Linked DNA regions of Homo sapiens: region 2 is linked to region 1. The links are chromatin contacts, found by Hi-C in ENCODE. All regions are on one chromosome and are shown on one strand. Each heading gives the region's core, a stretch centred on a gene start or an enhancer-like site at or near the end of the contact. The rest is flanking DNA. Distances are from core to core; before and after follow the strand shown. Region 1 holds the start of EXO1 (exonuclease 1). Region 2 holds the start of AHCTF1 (AT-hook containing transcription factor 1).

What was found. Hi-C counts contacts between places; a loop is a spot of excess contacts on that map. Pooled maps may share reads with other maps.
Region 2: a loop to region 1 is called in a map of CD4-positive, alpha-beta T cell, with 19 times the contacts of the local background. The contact joins the promoter of AHCTF1 here to the promoter of EXO1 in region 1. A Hi-C loop is called at or near these places in 2 of 168 maps with a recorded cell type or tissue (CD4-positive, alpha-beta T cell and naive thymus-derived CD4-positive, alpha-beta T cell), 1 of 37 single-sample maps with no recorded cell type and 7 of 50 pooled maps.

Annotation. Positions count from the first base shown.
Region 1 is chr1:241,846,034-241,850,236 of GRCh38, reverse strand. EXO1 (exonuclease 1) reads right to left here and starts at 2,033. Exons shown (of 16, transcript NM_130398.4): 1 at 1,884-2,033; 2 at 1,210-1,506; 3 at 1,021-1,125. RefSeq lists an enhancer at 1,998-2,337.
Region 2 is chr1:246,928,999-246,933,424 of GRCh38, reverse strand. It overlaps AHCTF1 (AT-hook containing transcription factor 1), which reads left to right and starts at 1,477. Exons shown (of 36, transcript NM_001323342.2): 1 at 1,477-1,847. RefSeq lists enhancers at 1,095-1,144, 2,265-2,354 and a silencer at 1,825-1,924.

The DNA of each region.
Region 1 (4,203 bases), core at 784-3,283:
CTATATCGGCTCACTGCAAGCTCCGCCTCCCGGGTTCACGCCATTCTCCTGCCTCAGCCTTCCCAGTAGCTGGGACTACAGGCGCCCGCCACCGCGCCCGGCTAATTTTTTGTATTTTTAGTAGAGACGGGGTTTCACCATGTTAGCCAGGATGGTCTCGATCTCCTGAACTCGTGATCCGCCCGCCTCGGCCTCCCAAAGTGCTGGGATTACAGGCGTGAGCCACCGCGCCCGGCCAGAAATTGTTCAGATATTCAAGAATCACTGCTCTTTAATATTTTAGCTGGGCTCCTCCCTATCAAACAATTTCCATAGGGTAGAATTTACATTAATCACTAATACTACCTCTAATGCCACTTGACTGTTGCTTATTGTTTGTTTAGTCTTTCCAAAGTGCTTTTGCACTTTCACTCCTGACACATGCTTCAAGGAGCCAGGCACAAACAAAACCATGCATGCGATGGCATCGCATTGCCTCTACAAAGGGCATTAATCATAAGGGTCAACGTGCAAATTCAAATAGGAGTAGAAACTCAAAACAGTTTGTAGGAAGGTAAGTATTTCAATTAAAAAACAAAGGAAAAATTCAAAAAGAATTACAGAAATGATCCTGTACTTTTTTAGGACTGAAATTCACTGCTATTAGAACGCATTATTCTAAGCACGAACATTCTGGTAATAAACAGTGGTGGCGCCCAGGGGCAACTCCATCAGCCTCTCTGAAAGCTACCCTAAAGAACTGTGAAACTGCGTCTGCTATGCAAATACAGCTTCAAGACAAATGCTTTAACTTTCCACCCCCTTCCATTCCGGTTGCAGCCCCCTAAGCCCTTTCTATACAGAGATTCTGGAACTGTCACAACCCTTTCTGATGAAACGACCTCCCCCCACTCTACAATAAAAAGTCAGTAATGGGCACTGAGCAGTTGCTTAGCATTTCATAATACAAATCTCTCCTATCAAACGTTAAGTTTGGAAGGAAAGGAAGAAAGAAAGTACAGGATCAGGAGGCAGCTTTACCCTGTTGACACCTTATCAGAGCTCTAAAGGCTCTGGTCCAGCAGTTCTCAAATTTCAGAGGTTCTTAGACTCTCAACTCCACTCAGTGACTGGGATTCACTAGTTCTGCTGTGAATGAATTTTAAACAAAGCAGTTAATCTGGATGCAGGTGGTCCTCAAGCCACAGTTTCAGAAAAACAGTCTCTTACCTCTCAGATGATATCTAAAAAGAGTTTTCTCTCACTCCGAGGAAAACGGATATAATAGTTCATGAAATTTACATAAGTTTCTTCTGGGCCAGGCAAATATCCTCGAATAATTATTTCTTCTTTAGCGTAGTAAGAATGGCTGAGTGCGATAGTAAGAATGACTGTGTACATATCTCAGAGGTCGCATGTGGCACTCGAGGTAACAATAACAGCACCATCTTCACTTTATCCCTCTGTCTCGCGGAGATGTGCAGGCGTGGCCCCCAAGCCCATTCCAGACGACACGTTTCCTTAGGCCTGCAAAATATTATGGGAAAATGTACTTGTCAACATTTAAAGGTGGAGAGATTGCATGTAAAACCTGGACTGCCAGCTTCTGCGGAAAAATGAGGTAAGTCTGGCAACCCTGGCGCCTGCTCCAGCCCGGAATCGTCTGCTCTCTTATCTCCCTCCGTTCACTGAACTGCAGACCTCTGGTTGCCAGACGTCCCCTCGGAACAAAACACATACTCCACTCAGGCTAAGGGCTCCGCTGTTGGGTTGGGAAGATCACGCCAGACCCTCTCCTTCCCTTCCTGGAAGACCCGAATCCCGAGAGGAGGGTCGGAGGTGACGCGCAGGTCGACCCCCAAGGGAACCCACCCATTAGCCTCCGCACAGCCCGCTCCTCTCACCTTCCGAGAAGGGACTCTCCTCCTCCCCTTGAGCGGAGCCGATTGCGGTTGGAGAAACCCGCTCCGACGCCCCTAACTCACTGTGGCCAGAGCACCCACGGCCGGCAACGCAGAACACGGGTAACTTGCCTACACAGCGCGCGAAAGGCTGACCTTTCAATTTGCGCGGGTTCCTTGCGGCCCCGCCCAGAGGATGTGACGTCAACGCGTATCCCGCAACCCGGTTCCGCCTCCTGCGGCTTCCAACTCATAGGGTTGCGTCCTGAGCTCTCCGTCTCGCTGGGTAGACAGCGGCTCACTGCCATACGACTGCAGCCGCTGCTGCCGGCCCGAACTCCGTGCGGCTTCTTGAGGGCGCGAGTGGCACTGGCGCTGATGGCCGATGGTGAGCACCGCCTCGGAAGTTGGGAGTGTTTACACCCGCCGGGGCTGCTGGGCGTTGTAGTTCCCTCCTGGCTGCAGCCCCAGTTCTGGAGGCTGATGTTGAAAGAGCGCCGTCGCGCGTTGATGTTGAGGCTTTTCAAACCTGAAAAAGTTGCTCAGTCCCCCTCGGCGTCATCAGTCCCATCCTAATTCCTTCATTCTCTTTAAAACGCCCGGTTGCCTCTACAAATCGAAATTGAATTCAGTTCACGCTGGGTTCTTTTCCCCATTGCAGTAGTAGTAGTGATTAAAATCTGCCCCTACCATTTTACCTAGAACCCAGCTTCGTTTATTTTTGACATAAGTCGGGGAAAAATTAGCTATATAACAAGACCTTGAAAATGGGCCTTAGAGACAAAGACTTTAGAGGCATTTTGGACTTTCATGGTCACTTGTGGCTAGGTTTCCAATCCTCATAACACCCCAGACCTCGTCGCTGTCCTCTTAGGGATATTGTAATTTAAAAAATTGGAAGAAACCTTAGGCCAGACCACAAAGTAATGTTCTGGGCTCAAAGATCAATAGGAATGATAATGCAGACTCAATTCAAGGAATTGAAGGGGAAGAAGTGAGCACATTGTTAAACATGCTCCCCATTTGATTACGTTCTTTACATCTTTTCCTCTTTTAAAGTCTTTTTATGATCACTCTAACATCTATCATGCCAATTTTAAAGGCATCTATGATGCCTTAAATTTGTTACTAAAATTGTTGAAAAGGTGCCACATTTGGGGAATGTGTTTGGAAAAGCTGTGTTGCTTTCTCCCTGGTTCTGGTCTTTAGAGCTGGGACTAGGAGAGATGAGAAAAGTTATCTTCCCTCCCTCTTCCAAAGGCTATGGTAGACCTAACCCTAAACTAGCTTGGAGTGGACTCTTGGAGAAAGTGGGGGACAATTTCAAACTGCAGTAGATTAAAGAGGAACTTCGATGTGGGCAGCATGTGTTTGTAGAGAAGCCTTCTTACACTCATTGGACTATCCAGCTGTAGTAACTGCTTCAGTACCTAGAATCCAACCATGAATATATCACACATGGGGGTCTTAGGAAGGAACCCCAAAATCAAAAAGGTGTCCATTCCAGTGTCACTGGATCTGTCATAAAACTAACATGAGAGTTTGCTGCACTGTGAACGGCTCATGTATTTACTGTGAATTTGACTCCCAAGGTTTCAAACTGTATTCTTGGCTGCAGTGTTCAAAGACTAAAATTGGAAAAGAAAACACTAGTTACAATACATTTCACTAACAGAATATTTTTACTCTTTGGGAGGACAAAACCATTTGCATCAATGTGTGCAGTAATTTACTACTGCCTTAAGTGTGCCTGTCAGTTCCAGGTGGCATGGAGGCATAAAGAGATGTCCTGTGTCTTCAAGGAACTTAAGATCTAGTTCTGTAGACAAAACACATGTTTATGAGACAGTTAAGTCACAAATCATGATGGCATGTTATTAAATGCTGAAATAAATGGTATATCCCATATGTTTCCAGCTTAAGACTCAGTTCCAATGTTACCAGTTTCCAAATGTCTTCCCTAAGTTAGATATTTGTTTGATATGCACAAGCATTCTGTGATGGCTCTTTGGTCCTGACACTTCTCATATTCTCATTGTGTTTGAATTGTCTTTGCCCTTCAATAGACTGAAAACCTTTTGAGGTAGGGTTGCCAGATTTAGCAAATAATAACGTAGGACACCCAGAAATTTGAATTTCAGATGAACAACAGATAAATTTTTAATATATCTAATGCAATATTTGAGACATATACTAAAAGAAATCCCTGTTTATCTGAAATTTAAATTTATCTTGGCATTCTGTAATTTTATCTGGCAACCTTACTTTGAGGGCAGGGATTATGTCTATGAATTTTCACATCCCAGTAGCACTAGTGTTGATT
Region 2 (4,426 bases), core at 228-2,727, 5.1 Mb before region 1:
CGCGGTGGCTCACGCCTATAATCCCAGCACTTTGGGAGGCTGAGGCAGGTGGATCACGAGGTCAAGAGTTCAAGACCATCCTGGCCAACATGGTGAAACCCTGTCTCTACTAAAAATACAAAAATCAGCTGGGCATGGTGGCGCACACCTGTAGTCCTAGCTACTCTGGAGGCTGAGACAGGAGAACCTCTTGAACCTGGGAGGCGGAGGTTGCAGTGAGCCGAGATTGTGCCACTGCACTCCAGCCTGGTGACAGAGCGAGACTCCGTCTCAAATAAATAAATAAATAAATAAATAAATAAAATAAAAAAATTAATGGGACGTAGTGGCGCATGGTGGTCCATGCCCATAGTCCCAGCTACTTGGAGGGCTGAGGTAGGAGGATCATTTGAGCCCACGAGTTCGAGGCTGCTGTGAGCCTTGATTACACCACTGCACTCCAGCCTGGGCGACAGAGCGAGACACTGTCTCAAAAATAAAAAAATTTAAAAAGCACATATGAAAGGTAACAGAAAAGTAGAAACTTTCCTGATAAAAGAGCATCTTCTTAAAATCCCTACTCTACCTCATGTTATAATCCTTTTACTTACTACTTAGTATTAAGGATACGTTCCCTATCTGTTTGAAACATGTTTGGCGCTGGGATTTGCTTCAAAGGAAGATACTAACAAGAAATAAGAAATTCCACAATGAAAACCCGCGGTGACCAAAAAGATAACAGTGATTTGGGGTAAAATTTTGACTAAAAAGATTAGGCTAGGCTGCGCGAGCATTTTTGGCCATGAAAGCACAGGAGGATGCTAGAAAAAACAGCACCGTGGAAAAAGCGTTTCCCCAGAAGTCTGGGAGCCCACCTTTGGCATGAAAAGCGGGAGCACAGGTTGTAGTGAGCCAAGATCGTGCCACAGCACTCCAGCCTGGGCAACAGAGCAAGACTCCGTCTCCAAAAAAAAGAAAAAGAAAAAAAGAAAAGTGGGAGCACAGAACAGAAAATACAGAATGCAAGCTGCCAATTATGGGAGAAAGATTATCACTCGGCCCCCAGCTGGCAGGGCCACACGATTACGTGACAAGAGAGTCCGCCTGCAATCGCAGCAGGCGGCTGGCAGAGCCCGGCGCGACCCCCAGCGAAGACTACCACTCCCAACTGCGCACGGGGCGCGCCGCCGGGGCCGCCAGGGCGGCTTCACGCGCAAGGCACTGTGGGACTCGTAGTCTTTCTCCCCACCAGCTCCTCGGAGGCGGAGAGACCCGATTTTTTTGTAAATGATCCGCCCTTCCAGGCCCTGCTTCTCTTTCCTCCCTTTCCCTCCCACCTCCTTCTTTCACCGAGAGTTTGAAAATTCCCGCGGAGCCGGCGCTAGAGCGCGGAACCATCGCGAGAACTCTGGTCCCTGCAGCCGCGATCTCCCGCCGGTTCTCCCCTCCCTCTCCGCCCTTTCCTCTGCTCCCTCCCTTCCGGGGCGTGTGGAACTCGGTTTTGTCGGCGCAGGGTAATGCGCAGAGCGGGGCCGGCGCTGTCCGAGGCGAGCAGGCAGCGTTGCAAGGGGAAGGACCCAGAAGCGCGGCGGGAGCAGCGACTGCGTTTTAGCCGCTGAGCGGTCTGCAGGCCTACAGCCCGCGAAGGCACTCTCGGGGGCGTGTGGCTCTGAGGTGGCCGGGGAGGTCGCAGGCGGCGGCCGGAGCGCAGAGGAGCGGCTTCAGCCGGGCGGAGGGGTGTGAGCCCGGCCCGTGGCGGCCACGTCTCCCGGGAGATGCTGTGACGGACCCGCACGGGAGGAGCTCGCGCCTGGCCTGGCGACCCGGTGGACTCGGCCCGCGGCGGCGCGCTCACCCGCCCCGTTCAGGTAGGGGGAAGGGAGGGAGGGGGTTGGGCCCGCGCGGCGGAGGGCGGGTCGCGCGGCCTGGACCCGCGGCGGCGGCGGCGGCGGCGGCGGCGGCGGCGGGGCTTCTGCCCCGCGAGCGCCGGGCCTAGGCCGGGCGTGCGCGGGGCCAACGGATGGGGCTCGAGGGGGCGAGCGGTGGCGGTGGCGGGTACGGCAGGCTCGCGGGCGCCGGGCTTCGTTACATAATCTCGGACCGGAGGAGCGGCGGCACATGGCGGCGGAGCGGCGCTGGTGGTTCGCGTCCTGCGCCGGCAGTCGGGTCCCTTTACGGACGGCCGGGGCCGCGACCCTTTCCCACTGTTCTCCCACGCGATGGACTCGTTGGCGGGCCTTTCCCCGAGGGAAGCGGCCGGCGTGCTGAGCCTGTCCTGTGTTGGCGTGTGTTCCACATGCGCTTGGGCCTGGCCACAGTGAGTAGTCCTGGCGGGGAAGAAGTTGGACTCGGGGCTCAGCCGTGAGGTTCCAGCTCACCCGATTGGTCAGATCAAGGAGATTTAAAATAAAAGCACATCTTGGGGTGCTTTGCCTTCCTTTTTCCTACCTGGGAAACAGGACGGTTTCTTTTGCCACTGGTTGACTGTTTTGGTTTGGGTGTTTTGTTTTGAGAGATGGGGAAATTTTGTTCTCAAAGCTTACGAGGTTCATACTATCTGTGTGCAAAGTTTTATGAGATGAGCGTTATTTTTATTTCCAAATCGTCAGTTGTAGAAATTTTTGGAAGAACTGGGTTCTTCATAGAACAAAACGTAAATCCTTTGGGGAAATCCTAAACGATATTTATTCTCAGAATATCCTAAAGAACCTGTAGATTTTAAGAACTGTCTTTGGCTGGGCGCAGTGGCTCCTGTCTGTAATCCCAGCACTTTGAGAGGCTGAGGCGGGAGGATCGCTTGAACCCAGGAGTTTGAGACCAGCCTGAGCAACATGGCGAGACCCCCCCTTTTTTTTTTTTAAACTGTTTTTTTGTGAGCTTTCACTGATAGAGTCTCTTAGGAGAGAAGAAATTAGAGTGGTTTACTTATTTCGGAGGATTTGACCTGGGATGACAAGCCCAGTTAAGGTTAATACTTGAAGGGATGTTTTAAGTGTGCCAAGCGCTATGGGAAGTCTACGTTGTCTCTGTACTGTGATTTTTGGATCCTGATCCTTCAGTAACATACTACCAAGCTGTCACGAGTTTGCAAACAACAATAATTATCTTGAAAAAATTTTTAAAACATCATGTCAACCGGGAATTGGTGGCGCCTCTAGTCGCGCGCCTACTTGGGAGGCTGAGGCGGGGGGAACGTTTGAGCTTCAGCCTCAAACTGAGAGTTCGAGGGTTGCAGTGAGCTAGGATCGCGCCGCTGCACTCAGCCTGTGTGACAGAGCGAGAACCTGTTGCTAAAATAAAATAAAAAAGATCGTTATACATCAGTTTTGAGACTTTTGTTTTCTTTTTATGCTTCTCCTTTTTCATAGGTACAGATACATCTTTTTTTTTTTTTGAGACGGGGTCTTGCTCTGTTGCCCAGGCTGGAGTGCAGTGGCACAATCTTGGCTCACTGCAACCTCCGTCTCCCAGGTTCAAGCGATTCTCCTGCCTCAGCCTCCTGAGTAGCTGGGATTACAGGCGCACGCCACCACACCCGGCTAATTTTTGTATTTTTAGTAGAGACGGGGTTTCACCATATTGGCCAGGCTGGTCTTGAACTTCTGACCTCGTGATCCGCCCGCCTTGGCCTCCCAGAGTGCTGGGATTACAGGCGTGAGCCACCGCGCCCGGCTGGTACAGATATATTTTAAGAGGAAGCAAAACGTTGTGTCTTTCACGCCTACCTTTAATATTTTCAGGGACTTTTCTTTCTTCCCAGAATGAAGTGTAACTTCCCTCGGTTAGCTCAAAGGTCTCTACAATAAGTATATGCTACTGTCTATCCTCATATGTTAACAAATTTTATGCTTTTGCTATTCCAGAATCGTCATCAATCCTGGACTCATTCTGTGGAAGAGATGTTTCCACTCTGATGTTTCTTTGCTCATGTCCTTCATCCTGGAGTGCCATCTTTCCTTTTTTAAATACTCAAATTTCAGGTCCTCCTTCTAAATCCAATGTTTTCACTGTATTTTTATTTTTATTTTTATTTTTTTGAGACGGAGTCTCACTTTGTAGCCCAAGCTAGAGTGCAATGGCGTGATCTTGGCTCACTGCAACCTTCGCCTCCAGGGCTCAAGCGATTCTTGTGCCTCAGCCTCCCGAGTAGCTGGGACTACAGGAACGCGCCGCCACACTCGGCTAATTTTTTGTATTTTAGTAGAGACGGGGTTTCACCATGTTGCCCAGGGTGATCTCGAACTCCTGAGCTCAGACGATCTGCCCACCTCGGCCAACCAAAGTGCTGGGATTACAGGCGTGAACCACCGCACCCAGCCCACTGTACTCTTTTATTTCCCCTTATCCCACTTTTTTACTGGGATCTCACAGCATATGTACCTCTATTGTAGTAGCATTTATTCTTTGTGTCTGATACTCTGATAATTGACTATATATCTCCTTTTCT